2 separate regions of the Homo sapiens genome follow, and region 1 is linked to region 2. Evidence: chromatin loops called from intact Hi-C (ENCODE). Cell type or tissue: endothelial cell of umbilical vein. All regions are shown on one strand. Each heading gives the region's core, and the rest is flanking DNA. Links, peaks and the distances in the headings are about the cores only.

The links. A loop is a pair of places that touch in the nucleus more often than their neighbours do. Peaks named below come from ENCODE experiments on the same cell type or tissue, not always from the same donor. Only the 100,000 strongest peaks of a DNase experiment are listed, where the experiment ranks them.
Region 1: it touches region 2 in a loop (14-fold over the local background); 11 of 110 quality-filtered maps call a loop at or near these places.

What each region holds. Positions count from the first base shown.
Region 1 is chr16:81,885,635-81,895,288 of GRCh38, reverse strand. PLCG2 (phospholipase C gamma 2) reads right to left here. Exons shown (of 33, transcript NM_002661.5): 10 at 6,016-6,117; 11 at 3,699-3,817; 12 at 1,495-1,580. Among named protein-coding and RNA genes, the nearest start is that of PLCG2, 110 kb to the right of the region's middle. In endothelial cell of umbilical vein, for the core only: CTCF peaks have their summits at 4,747 (motif pointing left) and 9,099; a DNase peak (open chromatin) is centred at 4,728.
Region 2 is chr16:82,056,894-82,068,785 of GRCh38, reverse strand. It overlaps HSD17B2 (hydroxysteroid 17-beta dehydrogenase 2), which reads right to left. Exons shown (of 5, transcript NM_002153.3): 2 at 404-616. It overlaps HSD17B2-AS1 (HSD17B2 antisense RNA 1), which reads left to right and starts at 2,020. Exons shown (of 2, transcript XR_933797.3): 1 at 2,020-5,693. In endothelial cell of umbilical vein, for the core only: a CTCF peak has its summit at 6,706 (motif pointing right); a DNase peak (open chromatin) is centred at 6,735; H3K27me3 peaks cover 1,997 bases.

The DNA.
Region 1 (9,654 bases), core at 1,655-9,654, 170 kb after region 2:
ACGCCCAACCTCAATGCTTCTTTTTAAAGAAGATTTTACCACGTGTTTTATTTTCTGACTTTACCTGTTGAAAACCTTGACTGCCTTTTCTGCCCGTGGAAATGATACAGAGCAATGAGAAATTTATTTGTAAAGGTTCACAGTAATATTTTCAAACAGAAATGGGTCATGTGGAAGATGAACATCCCCAATCTTTTGGACCCCTGGAGGGCACAGGAGCTGACTGCTTCAAGCTTTACTTTTAAACATTTGTTTTTTCCTGAGGGAGGAGAAAAATCATAAACGGGAAGAAAGTCTATAGAGTAACTGCTACAAAACGTTGCTTCCATGATGAGTCGTTTTGGTAACACTGGAGCCTAAGTCAGTAGTTGATGCCTTTTTTATTTTATTTATTTATTTTTTATTTTTATTTTTTTGAGACAAAGTCTCCCTCTGTTGCCCAGGCTGGCGTGCAGCGGCGCGATCTCAGCTTACTGCAACCTCTGCCTCCCAGGCTCAAGTGATTCCTGTGCCTCGGCCTCCCAAGCAGCTGGGATTACAGATGTGCACCACCACGCCTGGCTAATTTCTGTATTTTTAGTAGAGAAAGGGTTTCGCCATGTTGGCCAGACTGATCTCAAGCTCCTGATCTCAAGTGATCCGCCCACCTCGACCTCTCACAGTGCTGGGATTACAGGCATGAGACACCACGACAAGCTGGTTGTTGCCTTTTCTCAGCCAAATGCACCCATGAGCCTTTGGTGAGAGAGAGGCCGGAAGGAAAATAGCCAGAGAGGCTATGAGAAGGAAGGAGGGAAATAAGGCGTCTGCCATCTGCCCAGGCAGAGATGCCACCTGACCCTTCTTTTCTTTTCAGTTTAGACACAGAGTCTCGCTCTGTTGCCCAGGCTAGAGTGCAGTGGCACAATCACAGCTCACCACAGCCTCAACCTCCTGGGCTCAAGCGATCCTCCCACCTCAGCCTCCCAAGTTGTTGGGACCACAGGCGCATGCCACTACACACAGCTAATTTTTTTACTTTTCGTAATGATACGATCTCACCATGTCGCCCAGGCTGGTCTCAAACTCTTGGCCTCATACAATCCTCCCACTTCAGCCTCCTGAAGTGCTGGGATTACAGGCATGAGCCACCATATCCAGCCCTGACCATTCTTTTCACATTTGCTCAGAGACCCCCCAATCCAGGTGATACGCGGTACCTGTGCACACCTAGGACCCAGCTGCCAAAACACAGCGGGTGTCTGTTTGCCTTCCTCTAATACCAGCCCAGGAGGAAGCTGAGGAGATACAGATGACAGGGACTCCGTCTCAAAAAAAAAAAAAAAAAGAAAGAAAAAAGAAAACAAAGAAACATCACACTCTAACTCCATAAATATGCACAGTTATTATGTGTCCATTAAAACCTTTTTACAATTCGAAAGAAAACATGGAGCAACCACATGGTTATCCTCAATTTGCTGCGAGCCTGACCTCCACCAAGAAGGAGCTACTCACGTTCAATGCAGCGACAGCCCATGCGCAGGCAGCGGATGTAAGCTTCTGGGGACGACTCGCTCCGCAGCTGGTCACCTGTAAGGTACCTGCAGGAGAGAAGGCAGGTGGCCGTGTGAGAGTGGCAGCCACAGGGGTTGGGGGGCAAGCCTGCACCTCAGGGTGTTGTGGGGGAACTTCTCCGCCCGAGCCGCCAAAGCTCTGAGTTCTTCCATGTAGAAAGACTCAAAGCTAAGGCCTAGGACAGAAATACACAATCCCACGGTCACACTGGGCATGAGCTCTGAAGTCAGGCCACAATCGCAGGAAGTGACTGCTGACCACCTGGGCAATGCAAGCGTGGAGAGGACGTGTTCTTTTGAGGAGAAGTTGGTCAAAGCACGTCAGAAGCAAAAAAAGCTGCAGAAGATGAATTAACAAGGCCCCATGGCCGCTCTCTGGGTCCTCGGTCTAAACAAAGATGGGCACTTCTTTTGATATCAAGGCTTGAGGCCAGGCACAGAACAGATATTCAACAACTGTTGGTGCAATCGGCTATGCTAGGAGCCATATCCACCAAAACTGCCGTAAGAATGACTCTTTAATGCACTTTCCTCCTTGTCATGATTCACCCCAACTTTTTTAAAATTTGTGTTCCGAGGCCAAGCACGATGGCTCATGCCTGTAATCCCAGCACTTTGGCAGGCTGAGGCGGGCAGATCACGAGGTCAGGTGTTCAAGACCAGCCTGGCCAACATAGTGAAATTCTGTCTCTACTAAAAATACAAAAACAAAACAAAACAAAACAAAACAGGGCATGGTGGCTCGTGCCCGGAGTCCCAGCTACTCGGGAGGCTGAGGCAGGAGAATCTGTTGAACCGGGAAAGCGGAGGTTGTGAGCTGAGATCGCACCAATGCACTCCAGCCTGGGCAACAGAGTGAGACTCTGTCTCAAAAAAAAAAAAAAAAAAGTTTATGTTCCTCACACTAGGTTCTGTCAGAGGGTGGTAGGAGGGACAGGATCAGGAAAAATAACTAATGGGTAGTAAGTAGGCTTAATGCCTGGGTGACAAAATAATCTGCACAGCAAACCTCCATGACACAAGTTGACCCGTTTAACAAACCTGCACATGTACCTCTGAACTGAAAATAAAAGTTTTTTTTTTAAGTTTGTATTTCTTAACTGTCTTCTAGGTTTTCTAGAATTCACCATGCTGAAACACAAACTCTTAAAATGATGGGCATGGTGGGGAAGAGAGAACTGTGAAATCAATTTCCCCCTGAAAGACATTTTACCTTCCCAAATGCCTGGAGCATAACACCATAAAAAGCCTTTTCCCAGATGACCCCCTGGAATGTCACTTAGGAAAGTCCCCACCCACAGCTGTGGGGGCCATCACCCAAGGACTTCACCCCTCACCCAATAAGACAGACTAAATACTGGAACATCAGCGCAACATCCTGTATCCTCCTTCTGTTGCAATCAGAGTAACCATCCCAAGAGCCCCCTGTGAGCATCTCATCTTCTGGTTAAAAGTCGTCAGGGTCTCCCCGACAGCTCTCACGGTGACCTACAAGATCCTGCTCCAGCAGGACCTGCCTTCCTCCCCTCCTGACACCGCTCTCCTGGATTCTGCACTCCAGCCTTAGCAGACTCCTCTCAGTTGTTCCTGCCCCAGGGCCTTGGCACATGCTGCTCCTCTGTCTGAAACACTTCTCCTTGCCTTACCACCTGCTCCCCACATCAGCAAGTCCTATTCTGTGGTTAACTTTCAATGGAGGTCTTCCTCCCAGCACATGAGGACATGGCTGCTGCCGGTTCACAGCCACATCCCCAGCTCCCAGCAGGCACAGGGTACACACTCCCTATAAGTCAATTCAATGAGTCACTGAATTGCTTTGCTGTGGCTACTGTGAGATGCCCAAATCGTGAAAAACTAAGTTTACTATGTTACTTTAGTTACTAAGTTACATAAACTAAGTTACTTTTGTTTTTACTAGCTTTTTAGGGCCACAGAAAAGAGATTATTATTACAATGCCAGCTGACAAAGGGAAGTGTGTTCCCAGCCCCTTCCAGAAGCTTCTGTGTATTTTAGTCCAAGGAATGCGGTGCTACACCCTCCACCTGCTTCACAACAGGGCTCACCGGAGCGGCGTATCGGACCCCTGCCTCAACCCTCACGTGCTCTGTGCTGCCCAACCCATCACAGGCTCATCTGAAACTCACGTGTTATGTGACGAGGAGATCCAGTAATGAGACAGGGGGTTGTTCATGTCCTGCATGTCCACCGCGTCATACTTCTCATCCCAGATGCTGTTTTCTCGTGAAAACAGGTACGTGAGGAACTAAAAGAGTCAAACACGAAGACCGAATCATCACGTTGACGGGCAGGATGGTGTCTGCTTGTTTCTGGTCTGCGCCCACCAGGGGGGAAGAACAGCTCTGATGCGGGAAATCAACAGGCGGTCTCCAGACCTCAGTTACCCACGTTTTCAATACCGAAGGCTCAGGCTGCAATGGGCTGCAGCGACATATTTGTTCCATGGACCTAGACAATATTTTCCTTTGTAATGTTTATCCTAAAATATTTGCTACTGCAAGGGTTTATGCTTACCATATATACATTGTTGTTGGTTTTTCTTTCTTTGTTTTTTCACACTGAGTCATGCTCTGTTGCCCAGGCTGGAGTGCAGTGGCACAATTTCAGCTCACTGCAACCTCCACCTCCTGGGTTGAAGCGATTCTCCTGCCTCAACCTCCCAAGCAGCTAGGATAACAGGCGTGCACCACCACACCAGGCTAATTTTTGTATTTTTAGTAGAGACAGAATTTTACCATGTCGGCCAGGCTGGTCTCAAACTCCTAACCTCAAGCGATCCACCCGCCTCAGCCTCCCAAAGTGCTGGGATTACAGGCGTGAGCCACTGCACCCGGCCTCATATATACAATTTAAAGCATAATAGTAGCATGAATATTTGTGAACCCACGACCCAACTTAAGAAACAGAGTGTTATCCATATCAGAATGTTGAAAGGGCAGGAAATTTCAAGTTACAATTCCTGGCCCCTTAAAAAAAAATGCTTTAGCGATCTGGGCCTAATTTCTGCTGCGTGAGAACGACCTCATATGGGTCAGTCGCTCCCCAGTTCCACCTCCCCTCCTTCCCTATGCAAGGTCAAAGGCAACCATTCTGACCAGCAAGCACCCAGACACCTTCGCATTCTGTTTCTGTGCTTGCAATGGTTCAACTCTCCCTGGTGGCAGATGCCCTCTAGTGGCAAAATCAATAATCCCACCCAGGCAACACGGTCAGTAGAGAAGAGTAAGAAAGGGCTATGAAACTGCCTTTCCAAAATCAGAACAACAAGAAAATTATGACAGTGAAACAGATCTGATCTAACCAACCTCTATCTTGCCTTTAACCTCCAAACTGCCCTTAATTATTCCTGGGCTTGGGCCAAGCTAACTTTGGAAAACATTTAGTTTATAGTTTAAATACCAGCCCTTCCCCCAAAATAAACTGCCTTTGTAAAGCTAAGGTAAGACCAGGTTAGGAGGATGAGAGGAGCCTGGATTCTGCTAAGGTGGAGACTAACTGGTTACCAGCCATTTTTCTGGAGGTTACAAGATTAGCAACTTCCTCAGTTACTCCTACAGATAACATCACTGTGGTTTAACCTAAGATTGGCCTTTTGAGACGTCTTTTCGGGCGTTCGCATGGCTCTACCTGGACCGCCCACTGGTCCTGTGGCCCCACCCAGAAGCACACTATTTTCCACAACCATATGATTGCATCTCCAACCAATCAGCAGCACCCTTTCCCTGGCCCGCCAAACAATCTTTAAAAAAAAACCCTAGCCTCCGCCAGGTGCGGTGGCTCACACCTATAATCCCAGTACTTTGGGAAGCTGAGGCGGGCTGATCACAAGGGTCAGGAAGTCGACACCAGCCTGGCCAACATAGTGAAACCCTGTCTACTAAAAATACAAAAAAAATTAGCCAGACATGGTGGACAGCGCCTATAATCCCAGCTACTCGGGAGGCTGAGGCACGAGAATCACTTGAACCTGGGAGGCGGAGGTTGCAGTGAGGTGAGATCCCACCACTGCACTCCAGGCTGGGTGACAGACTGAGACTCCATCTCAAAAACAAACACACAAGCAAACAAACAAAAACATAAAAAAACGAAACTCCAGCCTCTGAAAGGGAGGATGATTTGAGTAATAATAAAACTCCAGTCTCCCATTCAGCTGGCTCTAAGTGAGTTAAGCTCTTTCCCTATTGCAATTCCCCTGCCTTGATCAATCGGTTCTGTCTAGGCAGCAGGCAAAATGAACCCACTGGGCAGTTACAGTTACAGTAATCTAGAACCTGGGAGAAAAAAGAAAAGAAAAGAAAAGAAACAATCCCAGCTAACCAGTCAGTCGAGGCAACATCATACAGCAAAGTTCTCCAAGGAAAGACAAACAGAAAATAAACCTCAGAAAGCACAGACATCAATCAAAAAGTCACCCCCAAGCGACAACAAGCCCAGCCTACTCACCTCATCCACAAACAAGAAAGGCTCAGCAGTTTCACGCATGGTGTCATCAATGAACTTTGTCATCCGCTCACGGACTTTGTTCAGATCCTGAGCCCAATGCTCCTTAAAATGACAAAGAGAACGAGAGATCAGCAAAGTGAGAACTGATAAAATTCTTCATTTCCCAGGGTCCATCCAGTCGCAATCGAAGACTGAAACATCAACCAATTCCGAATTCACTTGCAATCGACCACCACATGTTGAGGCCTCATTCTGCACATGGCCCTCTGCCAGGGGTCAGCAAATGTTCTCTGCAGAGAGCCAGAGGTAAATATTTTGGGCTCTCTGAGCCATACGGTGTCTGTCGCAACCACTCAACTCCGCTGTTGTGTTGCAAAAGCAGCCACAGATGATCCGTAGGCAAATGGGCATGGTTGTATTCCAACAATATTTTGTTTATAAAAACAAGTGGTCAGCTATATTTGGTCCATAGGTCATGGTTTGCCAGCTCCTGCCCTATGATAGCTCTTTACGTTTGTTAGTATGAAGCAGCCTGGGGGCATAGTAGTTACATCAGCCTTCCAGGTCACTTACCTGGGTTGGCATCTCATTCCACCTAGTTGACCTTGGGCAAGTTACATACCGTCTCTGTGCCTCCCCATCCATGAAGTGGGAATAAGAGTATCTACCACACAGTTTCTGTGAAGCATTGTATGAAATGTACACTGTATGAAGCATTGTATAAAATCTTATTAGGTTATGTGCCTAATGCAGCACCTGGTGCACAGAAAGTGCTCAGACCCACTTTGGTAGGCCGAGGCGGGTGGACTGCCTGAGCTCAGGAGTTTGAGACCAGCCTGGCCAACATGGTGAAACCCCATCTCTACTAAAATACAAACATTTTTTTTTTCTTTAAATCAGCTTGGCGTGGTGGCAGGTGCCTGTAATCCCAGCTACTCAGGAGGCTGAGGCAAGAGAATTGCTTGAACCCAAGAGGCGGAGGTTGCAATGAACCGAGGTTGTACCATTGCACTCCAGCCTGGACAACAGAGTGAAACTCTGTCTCAAAAAAAAAGAAAGTACTCTGACCGTGGCAGCTTGTGCAAACAAGCATCTTTCTTCCTCCTATGGTCATCTCACTTAGTCCACACAACTCCGCAAGTCATTTATTGCCATTGTCATTTTACAGAAAAGGAAACAGAGGCCCAGGAACAATACCTCATGATCCTAAGCTCACACAGCTTGTAAACTGCAGAGTCTCAGCTCCAAATAACGAAACTGATATGGAATGTAATCATATGCCCTCTTTTCAAAAGAATAGGCAAACAGGGCTGCTGAAACACTGATAACGTCTGAAATATACATGACCAGTTCCAAAGCAGCTGCTGCACAGTCCTAGACATTCTAGAAACCCTTTAAAAAAAGAATGCATAATATTAAGTAACTGTTGCTTTCCTCTCCATGCCCTGAAATCCCAAATATTCATAGGAAAAGGGGATGAAATATGACATGTAAATTCAACTTTGATCAATGCTTTCTTCACTTCAAATATTCTAACAACTTTATCTTTATGACTAATAGAAGCAAATATGCGACCAGATGTGTGTGTGCTTAGATGGGAAGGGCTGGATGCAATGTCCGAAACAATGAAAAATAGAAGAACAGACACAAATCAGGTGGTGACCAGCAGGCTGGTGACATGCATGGGTGCAAGACAAAAATGAACTGCTGTTGACTCTTGCAAATATGCCTGGATCAGGGGCCCAAAACAGCTAGGAAGGTGGGAAACTACAAGCTCATTTGAATACAGAGGTGTCAGAATCTTTGAATACTAGAACATGAAACCCAAATTGTGGGATATTTTATTAAAATACTAGGCCGGGCGTGGTGGCTCATGCCTGTAATCCTAGCACTTTGGGAGGCCGAGGTGGGCGGATCATGAGGTCAGGAGATCGAGACCATCCTGGCTAACACGGTGAAACCCCGTCTCTACTAAAAACACAAAAAATTAGCTGGGCGTGGTGGCGGGTGCCTGTAGTCCCAGGTACTCGGGAGGCTGAGGCAGGAGAATGGCGTGAACCCAGGAGACAGAGTTTGCGGTGAGCAGAGATCGCGCCACTGTACTCCAGCCTGTGTGACAGAGCGAGACTCCATCTCAAAAGAAAAAAAAAAAAAACAACTTTGCCTGGCCAAGATGTCCCAAAGAGGCTGGAGGCATTCTCCTTCCTTCCCCCTACAAAGTTTTTGCATTTATCAAAAGGCATGGGTACTTAGCTAATATAACCTGGCCCTGGACTGGCTGCAAAGAAAGAAATCTTCTACCTAAAGAAGACTGAAATGTCAATATTCTAGGGGTTATAAAATGCATCCACTTGGTGTAGGGTATTGCACTAGATACCTGTAATAGTGAAAATGGCAAAGAATAAGGATGAAAATAAAAATAAATGGCGATGGCCATCAACACTGAGCACTGACTCTATACTCGGCCCCACACGGTGTCTCATCTTGAACTTACCACCACCCCAGGAGGTACAGGTTATTCTCCATGTTATATAAATGGGGAAACAGAGGAGAGGCTTCTAGTCATTAAGTAAGTGGTCCCAGTCATGAGCCTCAGACTAAACCCAGAAACACTGATTCTAGAAACATACTTTTAACCCCCTTCCTATCCCATCACCCATCCATCCCAGAGCTGTACTATGGCGTACTTAACCAATCCTCTAAAGAAATTTAGATTACTTCCAAGTTTTCATTCCTATTAAAAATGCTGCCATTATTTCCTTAGGATAAGTGTCTGGGAGGGCAACTATTTACTCCAGATATAGAATCGAGTTGTAAAGCTTTCTTTTCATTGCATACAGCCAAAGTGTTTTCTAGAAAAGGCATACTAATTTGCACACAAAGTGCTGCAGTGATTATTCCATATGAGCATCTGTGTGACCAACAAACATCGCATGGATGCTCATGGCTGCTCGGGTCCTAACTCCCCAGATGCAGAGAGAGAGATTTCCTACACTTTCTCCTGGCCCCAGATCCCTGATCTCTAAGGGCAGCCCAGCAAAGGGCCCCGTTTGGGGAAAGCACGTAATAAAGTCAACCACCACTAGGTGGGGTAAATCTACACGCCCCAGTCTCCCTACCAGGTGGTGAATTCTAGGATGCGAGGCTACTTGTCCCCAAGAATTTAACCAATTTAACTTTAATCGTTCCCTACTAAACTGAATAATTTAGTGGAAGGAAAATAATGAAGGGAAAAAAGTGCATGAATTTCTCTCTACCTCACTCTAGCACCAGCTCAGACCTAACGTGACTGTGCCCAATAAAATTAACTTATTACCTTCATTTTACTTCCTCCCTCAAACTTAGTCTCAGGTTGGGCAAATAAGCCTTCTTTTGATCATCATCATTCAACCCCGGCACTAGGAAGGCATGATGATTACAACACGCATCAACATCCTCATTCACCATTTATCAGCCTACTAGGGTAGCTACGACCCTTTCCTGAGCCCTCAGTGTGGATGGCCTTGTGCAAAACATGTCTTCTCTACTCATAAGTTTCTCTTCCATCAATGAAATCCAAATGCAGGCTGGGTATCGGATGGCATTTAAAAATTACTGTTAATTGCACAAGCTGTAAGAGGAGTGTTATGGCTATATTTT
Region 2 (11,892 bases), core at 2,337-10,336:
GCGTAGCCATGAAGGAAAGAGAAGAGGAAGGGTAATGGGTAAAGAAGGACAGTGACCATGAAGGTATTTTTTTTCGAAGCTGGAGACTCTAATGCATGTTGCTATTGCGGACAGAAAAGCAATGAGCTGGGGCTGGAGGAATTATTCATGGGAGAGTGACTGAGAAGTTGGAGAGAATGAGACTGAGGTTTCTGTAAGTTCTGTGTGGATGGGCCCATGTCTGAGTTACTCCGAAGGTCTTCATGTTGATAGAGGCCCCCACACATGGTAGGGGTTCAGCACAGGTGTGCTTCAGGGCAAACAGTGCCCAGAGTGGAGTGGGGGGGCATGTTCAGCCTAAGCCGGAACAAGAGCTGGGCATTCAGGAGGAGGGTAAAGGCACTGAGGGTGCTGGCGGCAGTACCTCTGTCCTGCAGCATTGCTGCAACCTTGCTGTAAGCATCTTTTATCTGCACTGGCTTCGTGATGTCCATTTGGAGCACCGAGAGGCGCGGAGAGCAGGTTCTTCGCAATTCCTCAGCTCCTGGGCCATTTTCATTCAAAACTCCGGCAAATACCGTGAAGCCCAGCTCATCCAGATACTTGCACAAAGCATGGCCAAGCCCGCAATCACCACCTGCATAGGGTCAGGGGAGTAGGGAGTGAGGTCAAACCAGAGTGACAGGAGAAAATATTTAACAAGGAAAACATATTACGTTGTTTACGATTCTCCATGCTCTCTGAAGAGAGGGGTTCCTGAGGAAGTTTCTTTATGTTCTAAGTGGAGAGGTGGGAGGAGAAGCCAAGCCAGACAGATACATTTCCCCATATAAAGAAAGGGGCATAATATAGAATTAGGGGTTGTGAGTGGGCATAGGTGGAAAGAGAAAGGCATGGGGGAAGGGTAGTCCAGGAGTGGCTGGTGGCCAAAGTAATTGGGAAGGAAAACCAAGGCATCCAATGGAAGTAGCTTCAGTAATCTATAATGTGTAGTGTTTGATGTAACTTCACTCACTCTGTAAAACCTTCAGTCAAACATTCATTACAAACTCATACTTTGGACTCGGTTTTGCCTTTTGGAGACACAGGGCAATAACAGAGGCTGCCCATGGGGGCCAGTTCATGCTGGATTATAAAAAGTTCATGGCCACCTGTGTTTCTCACCCTCCTGGGCCTTTTTCCCTATCCATGGTCTGCCCTGAGCCATGGAATAGACGTCAAGCCTAAAAAGAAAGTTACAACAGAAACCAGATAGAAAGCCCTAATTGCATTGCTCTGTGAAAACAGAGACTAATGTAATACACAAAGTATGACTTAAGCTTCTCAGAATTTGAGATGGGAGTATACCCAACCCAGCCAAGAGGGTATTAGGGACCCAGGAAAAAGTGTTTTATACCCACAAGTGCAAAACGTTGATGTCTGAAATTCCTAAGTTGAAGATAACATGAACATTAAATCACCCTTTGAGCTACATACACCATAATAAACATATAACAGTTAACGTCTCTCTTGTTTTAATAAGAAAGTATTTCACATTGCCTGTGTCATGTGATCTTCCTTGGACTCCTGCAGGGATCTCTTGTTGGTAGTCAGACATGCCCGCCAAGAATTGGGAAATAAGGAAAATCAGAGTACATGCAGAGAATCAACTCAAAGATCAGTATGTGAGTGGGCAGGAAAGAGATCTCGCTTCCAAGCTAACAACAGGGGCCTGAAATCTACTGTCTGCAAAGAGAGGGCAGGTGTTCACATACACTATTGATAAACATGTGCAGGACTAAAATCCACCAGTGTGAATTGGCCTATCTTTTGACCCAAAAAGTCTCAGTATTTATCCTAGAGAAATACTTGCAGGCACATAAATGATGTTCTTTACAACACTGTATAAAAGCAAAAGAAGGAATTAACTTAAATGTCTATGAATAGGAGAATGGGTACCTAAATTACGGTACACAAAATGGAATAAGACAAAGCAGTTTTAAAGATGGAATAGAACTATTGACAATGACATGGCTATTGCTCCAAGATGCTTTGTTAAGTGAAATAAAATAATTTGCAGTATAATAATAATTAATAAAATCCAATTTTAATGCAAAAAAGAAGGAGAGTTGATGCCATAAATAGCGAGGTGTGGAAATGTAAAAAAATAAAATAAAATAAAAAAGAATTTGGAAGGAGAGATTCCCTAAGTTTTCCTTAGGAGGACAGGCAGAATGGAGGGTGGACCTTATCTTGTAATGTTTACCATTTTTGCTACAAAAAAGTACTTATTTTTCTTCTGTAATTTCTTTTTTTAAAGGCTATGCTAATTAGAATGGAGACTGGTCAGTCCTCTAAGTGTAGAAAAAGGTGGAAGAGAGAGAGATCCTAGCATGGTTGGCATGTGCGAACACTGCCAGAGAGAGAATGATAGTCATGGCAAAAGGTGTGTGTACTCCTGTCCTTCTGACACCACCATTATGAGATGAACGCCTCTGGTTGCCATCACTGATTGCATTTAACGTTTGCTCCATCTCCTTCCTTCTTATGTCTCCATGTATGTCATTGCCCAGCAAATAGCTCTTGAGTGTAAGTGGTTTCCTCCCTGGGGCTGGCCAGAGGAGGAGATGGTACCAACTGAAACACATGCAAGTGTCTGGACCATGTGATAGACACCTGTCTTAGTGTAAATTAATGCATTAGAATTCTGGTACTAATATATAATATATGTGTATAACCATTTTGTGAGCCCAGTTCCTGAAGAAATGGACCTGTTGCTGGACAAATCCAACTTCTGGATCCACAGTGCTGAGGCCAGATGCTGGACACTGGCAAGTTCACCAGACTGCAGACCAGTGCTGTGTGTGCTCTCCCTGGAATCCCCTAAATACCAGTAGTGGTCAAGTCTGTCTTATAAAATTATTCCCCAAATGTCTACAGTAGAAATTATCCTTCCTATCTTACAGATGAGGAAACTGAAAACAAGAGATGCCAAGATCACACAGATGGTAGGGATCGACCTGGACTCTATTGGATCCTAAATCCAAGTTCATGAGTCACTGTCGTACTGGACCAGCCACCTTCTCCTTCATCTGTGTCAGCAGAGAAGGGAGGTTTGGGCAAGCTAATCCCAGGATGATCCTCTTGTGGTCTGTAAGAAAGGGTATGAATTAACCTGAAAATAACTAACTTTGAACCAGGTTGGAGTTAAAAGTATCTAGAGCCTGGTTATACACACCCTGCTGGGTGAGACCAAGTGTTTCGTGGACAGCCTTTCCCATTTTGTGAGGTACCATACCTTATGCTTCTGCCTTATTATTGGCACAGCTAGATATATGGGGGCCATGGATTTTAAAGCCCCCAGTTCCCCCTAGAGGCTTGTGTGATATCAGGATGCCCAGCATGTTCCTTCTGCACAGAGAAGAAAACTGTTCTGCAGTGCAGAGACAAACACCATGACCTTGACTCTACGGAGCACATAAACAGTCAATCAGGGTATCTGCTGCTCTCTAGAGAGCTAAGAGAGGGGGAAAGGGGTCATCCACCCACTTAGAGCTGCTGACCATGAAGGCATGCAAACTGTCACCTGTATCCAAACCTGAAGTCCATCATCTGCTCCCCAAATCCACCTGAGAATCATGAACTTTGCACTTTCCAATCCTTCCTTTGGCCTTGCATCCCACAAACACTTTGATGTGTTCAACACTGTGTGCCTCCACACAAGATGCTGAGAGCTTCCCAGCTTCCCCTTCCCCACAGGGGTCCACAAGGTTATAATTGTCCTGTGTAACTCCACCTCTTGTCTGGGGCTGATTGGACCAGAGTCAACCAGCTTTTCTCTTTCAGAAATGTGGAATTGTGGCTGCAAGATCCAAAGCAGTGTCCGATACTGTCTGACCAAAGAGGTCATTAAACTCAATAGCAAATGGGGGGACTGGGTGGCTGTCTTCCTTCATGCACATGGAGATATGGGCTAAGTCCTCTTGAAGAGTAACAAGAGGCAAAGCTACAAATAAGAGCAGAGTCTGAGGTCAGATGTTGTCCACAGACATAGACGAGCATCTTCTTGGCTCATGATAGCTTTCCACTCTCTGGTAAACCTCAAGTGCTCTCTTCCCCATGTATGCTTTAAGAAATTCCACATCCTCCTAATAATCCCTCTTCTTTCTCGAGTTAGTTTTAGTGTCTTTCCTGAACATCTTTTTCACTTACTGCAGACACTAAAACTAGTTATCTTTGCTTTGGAAAACAGTCCTCAAAAGGTTAAACATAATGTCACCAGACGACCTAGCAATTCTGCTCCTAGGTGTGTACCCAAGATAAATGAAAATATATATTTACACAAAAACCTGTGCACAAATGTTCATAGCAGCATTATTCATAACAACAGAAAAAAAGAAACTAACCAAACATCCATCAACTAATGAATGGATAAAAAATATGGTATACCCAACAGTGAGATATTATTAAGCCATAGAAAGGAATGAAGTTTCTATGCTTGCTACAGCATGAACATTGAAACCATTACACTGAGTGAAAGAAGCCAGCGTGGCAGGTAAAGGGATGCGAGCAAGGAGGAGACATTGTGATCTTGACTCCTTTTCCTTTGAGTAGAGGATAATTTGTCACATTTTGGAAGGCAGTGCCTTTGAGCAGCTTCATGAGCCTAGGATCTGACTCTCTTAGGAAAGTTCCTTGGAAGAGCCTACAGGTGACAACAGTGTTGAACTTTAGGCAAGCCCTGTGATACTGGAAAATTGCAAAGGTTAAGAAATGTCCCCACCCTTTTGTGTTCTGGGAAACAGCTCACTGCAAAGAACTCCCTTCCCCATATGACTTAGATGAGACTCATAGGTGCCCCCACTTGTTTACCTATGACAAGGCCAGACCCAGAGCCTCCAAACTCCCTTTCTTTGTTTTTGTGGTTAGTTTAACTGCCTGTTTCCACTGGTCAGTCGGAACAAAGTGTTCGTTAACCTAACTTTGGTGTAGAGTCTCTCCTTTCCCCAGGTCCTGGCCCACCCTCAGCCTGAGCCAGCAGACAACTCCTCTTTACAGACCTTCCTGATCAGCCCTCAACCACTGTCTGATTGTGTCACTCTGATCATCCCAGCCCCCAACACCCACTTCTTTCTAACCTTGTTTATGCCTCTTTAGCAAAGCAAAATATTTACTGCCTCATCTTGAGACACTTGCAGATTAAGTGGTCAGAACATTCCCTCTACTGCAATAATCCTTTTGAATAAAGTCTCTCCTAACTAAATCTGAGGTTTTTTTTTGTTTGGCAGTAAATTAATGAAGCCAAAGATCACGGGAGACCATCTGCTTGTGTTTACCCATGAGGCAGTGTGGCATAGGCGAATGGGTGCGAGTCTAGCCCTGCTATTCCTGCCTGTGTAACCCTAGAGAGCCTTTCTAATTACTCTCTGCCTCTGCTTCCTTACCTGTAAAATGGGCTAAATAATGGTACCTGTGTCAGTTAATATTTGTGAAATGCCTAATAGAGCCTATTCCAAACAATTACTACATCAGTCTTTTTAAAAAATAAAACTGTGTCTTTATTTTAATTTTCAGATGTTTCCACTCACAATATTGGTAAATGTAGAGTTTGCCTCTACTGACTGTCAGCTGAACATCTTGGTTAAGACTCAGACTGCCTGATTCTTCTCTTCCACTTACAAGCCTTGGGAAAGTCACATATAACCATGTGGAACCTCCACTTCCTCACATGGAAGGTAGGATTATCATAACACCCCCTCCTAGACTGGCATGGGCAGTCAGCAAGACAGGATTTCGCACTGGCCCAGCGTGTTGTGAATGGCTGTCATCAGTATCGTGGCTGTAACCGTGACGTCATTTCTGACTTATGATGTTAGAGATCAGGCTGTGCTAGGCCTGGTGTCTATGAAGTCCTGAGGCAGCTCAGGGGTCAGAGGGCCTTGAAAAAGTCTGTGGCTAAGGAATCACTCCTTGAGGAGAGGGGAAAATAATTGTATACTCCGGAAACCTGGCAACAAAGCCAGGGCTTTCGTGAGAAGTTGGAAGTGTTTCATAAGAGTTACCCAACAGTGGTGTTTGAAAATAAGCACACCAAGTATGGATTGCATGTTTACCAAGTTCCAGCTAGTTCACATGCATTTACTCACTGAATCCTCTCAATCACCCTGGGGGGTAAGTAATGTTACCATCACCCATTTACAGAGGAGGAAACTGAGGCACAGAAGGATTAAGTCATTCAGCTAAGACACAGCAGAGGTAGTTTGGAGCCAGGCACAGATTAGGATATAAACAACTGGGGTATAAAATATTCAAATCCTCCAAAGCACAAGGCTTAGCCCATAGTGGATGCTCAATAAAAAGCACATGTTGGATGAATAAGCATTGAAGAGGGCACTAGAATATTTGTGCCTTACAAACTGAGAGAGGGTCCTTTGTCACTAGTGCTGAGGGCACCTGACTCATAGTAAGTGCTCAACAGGGCAGAGAAAATGCTGAGGTTGGTGTTAAACTATGTCATTTGGGATCATTCTGTCTCTAGCAGCCTGGAAACCCATCAACTTGGGACAGGCAATGACTACTACAGACCCATTTGTACAAGATTGGAGTGAATTTGAAATAGCAGTTAATTCTAAAAATGTTAATAAAGACTCAGTTTATGTGCAAAAGGGAAATAATGTGAATCACCTTGAATTTGAGGGTATTAGGAATTGTGTAATGTAGTTGCAAAGTGTATTTATGCTACTGCCACATGGGGGCACCATATTAGCTGGTGAACGGAAACACCCCATCATTTGTTGGTTCAAGTCTTAAATTGGGCACGTTGTGAATAACGCGTGTTTGGGAGTTCTTCAGGCCAGGCCTCTTGAATAAAACGCATCCACCCTGTAAATACAGGACTGAGTGCTGGGATGCATGTGCCCTGGAACACAAGCACTGTCCTTTGGAAGCTACATTCAGAAAGAAGGAAGATGGGGGATAAATTTACAAACCTGTAAATGTTTTTTAGTCATTAATAAAACATCATACAAGAAATAAAAGCTCACAGTCAATACTGAGATCAATAAAAGAAGGTATTCTCCATAATCTCACCATATTGCATAACTCTCATAATGTTCATGTTCTTTTTCTTCTAGTCTTTTTTCCTACATATCGTTCTTTAACAGTTATAGCACACATACAATTTGACAGCTGATTTTTAAATTACTATTATATAGACTGGTTTTACATATTTCTACATAGTCTTCAAAGCCATAATTTTTCATTACTATAGATAAAATCGTCCCTATTAAAATACAGCCAAGAGAAATGATGATAACCTGGATTCTGGAGCTGGGAGACCTGGGTTCAAATCCCAGCTCTGTCACTTAACAGCTGTGTGACTTTGGCTGTCACTTAACCTCTCTGTGCCCCAGTTTCCCCATCTTTAAAATGGAGTGACAGTAGGACCTGGGTCATAGAGTTGTTCGAAGGATTAAATAATTTGATATATTAAAGTAATTGGAACAAGGTCTGGCACAAAGCCACTGCTCTCCAGATGTTTATTAAATAAATGGTAACTTTTTTTTTTTTTTTGACAGAGTCTCACTCTGTCACCCAGGCTTGAGTGCAGTGGCACAATCTTGGCTTACTGCATCCTCTGCCTCCTGGGTTCAAGCAATTCTTTGCCTCAGCCTCCCAAGTAGCTGGGATTACATGCACCTGCCACCATGCCCAGCTCATTTTTGTATTTTTAATAGAGACGGGGTTTCACCATCTTGGCCAGGCTGGTCTTGAACTCCTGATCTCATGATCTACCTGCCTCAGTCTTCCAAAGTGCTGGGATTACAGGTGTGAGTCGCCACGCCTGGCCCATAAATGGAAACTTTTTTTAAAAAACCGACACTACACTACTCCTTTCATTGGCTCCCTCCAGTTTCTGGAACCAAAAAGGTTTTCAGATCAGTTCTCTCAGAAGGTCCTCACTGCTTTTCTAGCCACAGCGATGAATCAGCCAAAGATCACAGCTCTGCTTTATGCGTCCTTGCCCCTAAAGCTCCTCCGAGTGCTCCCTTTGCCAATGATGTCTTCAACTACCAGCAGCTTAAGGTGGAGGTGCTTACGGGGTTGGTATCTTCAGAGGCACCAAGACCCTTTCTCATAGTGGAATCTCACTTCTTATGGTAGAACGGACAAACACAAATTGAAGATCTGCTATCTATCAGTAAAAGGATGTGATCTGAATAGGCATTTCATTTGTCCCACACAATGAATTTTGCAAAAATTTGAACAAAGACTCAGAATCGGGAGATTGTACCTGAAAACCCAGATCAATGGTTTCTCTTGATTAACCAGGAGATGAGTCGGCATTCCCACAAGGGACCCATCAGCTGAGGCTGAGGACCTCCGGGGCTCCCCCTCTGATGGGGTATGCACTTGAAGAAACAAGGTTCACTGATCAAGAGCTCTCACACACACACACATTCCCATCACCAGCTTCCCTCAGTAATGCAGCCTACCCTGACCCCATAGCCTTTTGAGTTGGAGATCCCTGACCTACAGTTTCCCACTTACAAAGGTCATCTGAATCAAAGCTGTTTAGCTGGTAGAAAGCCTGTGGGAAACTAGTGGGAAGTGGACTTTCCCCACCCTTTAGTTTAAGACTTAGGCAATCCATCAGATTGCCACCCTCATGTTGACATTGCCTGTTCCCCATAAAATAGATTAAGGTATAATAAAATGTTAGAGAAATACAACAAAACTCTAGCATACTTAGGACTGCCCTGAGGTCAAAATAAAAGCTCAACTCTTAATCCAGGAAGAGCAAATACTTGACCTCCCTCCTCCTTTGCCCTCAGCATTCTTAACGGATAACAGTTGTCGGGTGAGGAGGCCTTGGGAAATAGCTAGATTTTTCATGTCAATTTTTTTTAATGGAAACAAATGCATTTTTCTTGGAACATAACCTTTATGAAGAATTCTCCCATATTCTTGTGATTCCTGTGTTAAGATGAGCAACTGAAGTGCCCGGGAAATTAAACACTTGCCCAAAGCTACACAACGGGAATGTGGTAGAGTCAGCCGTGAAACCCAGGTTTGCTCTTTGCAAAACACATTCCTGTACTGTCCCGGTGCCACTTTTAACTTCTGACACATCTTCCTACCTGTCTTCACCTTCATTCTTTTGTTCCCTCATTCATTCAGATATCATTGTGTTAGGTCCTAAAAACACCCACCCACAGAAGACAAATACTCCCTGGCTTCATGACGCATACTGATTAGGAAAGAGGTTCTCACTCCTCAATCCCACTACAATCTAAAAAAAAGTCAATGCCCATCCCCAGAGACTCCCATTTAATTGGCCTGGATAGGGGTCGGTATCCACTGGCAACAGTTTCTGAGATCTCTTCAGGAGATTCCAAACTTCAGCCAGGATTGAGAGCCACCAATGCAGGAAAGCGATTCTCAACCACAGACAATTTTGTCCCCTGGGGAATATCTGGCAATGTCTGGAAACATTTTTGGTTGTCACAACACAGACTACTATTGAGGCCAGGGATGCTTCTCAACATCTGCCAGCCAACATCCATCCTCAAATATCAACAGTGCCAAGGCTGAGAAACCCTGGTCTAGAGAGAAGATGCACATTGGATAAATAATTACAATATTGGTGAATGTTATTAATAGGAAAGTTCTAGGAATATGTCATAGTTTACTTTTATAGAGAACTCCAGTTTCCTCCTTAAGGGAACACTCATTGGAAAATAATACAGGCAGGAAAGAGAAGAAACTAGGTGATCTCCATCAGAGTACGGACTCTCTTGGGCTGTCTGGTTCACTGTTCCAGACCCCACACCCACTGAGCGCCTGTAGTAAATATTTACCGAATGACAGAATGAACAATTGAGTAAATGAAGAAGTATCACAGTCCAGGCACAACCCATCACCTTCTCACAGTTTCATGTTCTTGCCCTGTACTCGCTCCCTGGACCCATTCATCACCCTCCCTGAGCCCCGCCATCTGTCCACAGTGCCTAAAAATCAGATTTTTTCTTTTAAATGACCTTCATTTTTTAATAGGAACATAACTTAGGAAGGGTTTCTCGATTCTATATTCACAAAGGAAACTGAACTGTACAGATGACTGTAATTCAGCATTCAACTAAGACCTGGTCACCGTGAAAATTCGCATTACCCTTAGGGCACATGTGAACCAACACAAAGCTGATGTGGGAATGGGTGGGGTAGGTGAGCCCTAATGACTTTTGCCCATGTAAGGGGACTAAGTCCAAAAAGTTTGAGAGCCTTATGTTTATATATGTTATCTCACTTTATGCTTGCAACCTAAGGTAAGATGCACATTTTTTAAAAAAACAGATTTTATTTTTTAGAGCAAATTTAGATTTACAAAAAAATCAGAAAGCTAGTACCGAGAGTTCCCAAATACTTCGCATACAGTTTCCCTATTATTAACATCTTATGGCTGGGTGCGGTAGCTCACACCTGTAATTCCAGAACTTTGGGAGGCTGAGGCAGGAGAATCGCTTGAGCCCAGGAGTTTGAGACTAGCCTGGGTAACAAAGGGAGACCCTGCCTCTACAAATAATTTAAAAATTAGCCAGGTGTGCTGGCATACGCCCCTGGCCCCAGCTACTCAGGAGGCTGAGGTGGGAGAATCACCTGAGCCCAGGAGGTTGAGGCTGCAGTGAGCATGCTCATACTGCTGCACTCCAGCCTAGGCGACAGAGCAAAACCCTATCTCAAAAAAAAAAAAAAAAAATTAACAACAACAACAATCTTACATTAGTATGATGTAGTTACATCTTCTACAATTAATGACCCAATATTGATACATTATTATTAACTAAATTCTATACTTTATTCACATTGCGTTACTTTTACCTAATGTCCTTTTTCTGCTGTAGGATCCTGTTCAGGACATTGTGTTACATTTAGTGATCCTGTCTGCTTAGACTCCTGTGGGCTATGACAGGTTCTCAGACCTGACATAGTTGACATAATTGATAGTTTGACGGAGTGCTCATCAGGGATTTTGTAGAACGCCTCTCTATTTGAATTTGTCTGATGCTTTTCTCCTGATTAGACTGGGATTATAGGTTTGGGGGAAGAAGATCACAGAGGTAAAATGCCATTTCATCACATCACATCACATTAAGGGTACATAGCACCCATGTGACTTAAGACTGCTGCTGATGTTGACCTGGAAGATGTTGACCTGGTTGAAGTGGTGTTCATCAGTTTTCTCCACTGCACAGTTGCTTTTTCCCCTTCCCAAGCTGTACGCTTTGAAAGGAAGCCGTTGTGCACAGGCCACACTTAAAAACTGGGGAGTTAGGCTGGGCGCGGTGGCTCACGCCTGTAATCCCAGCACTTTGGGAGGCCGAAGCGGGTGGATCACGAGGTCAGGAAATCGAGAGCATCCTGGCCAACATGGTGAAACCCCGTCTCTACTAAAAATACAAAAAGTAGCCGGGCATGTTGGTGCGCGCCTGTAGTCCCAGCTATTCAGGAGGCTGAGGCAGGAGAATCGCTTGAACCCAGGAGGCGGAGCTTGCAGTGAGCCGAGATTGCGCCACTGCACTCTAGCCTGGTGACGGAGGGGGACTCTCTCTCAAAAAAAAAAAAAGAAAAGAAAAGAGAAAGTGGGGAGTTATGCTCTTCCTTCTTTAGGGTGGAATAGCTCTATACATTATTTGGAATTCTGCACAGGAGATTTATCTCTTCTCCCTCGCTTATTAATTAGTTCAATCACTTATTTATATCAGTTTGGACTCATGAATATTGATTTTATACTTTGGATTATGGCTTACTACTTTGTTGTGTTGCTCTAACTCTTCTAGCTTTGGCTATTTAGAGCTTCCAATTGGCTCCCATAAAAGTGCACATTTTTTCCCATTTTACAGGTGAGGAAACCAAGCTTCAGAAAGAATATAAAAA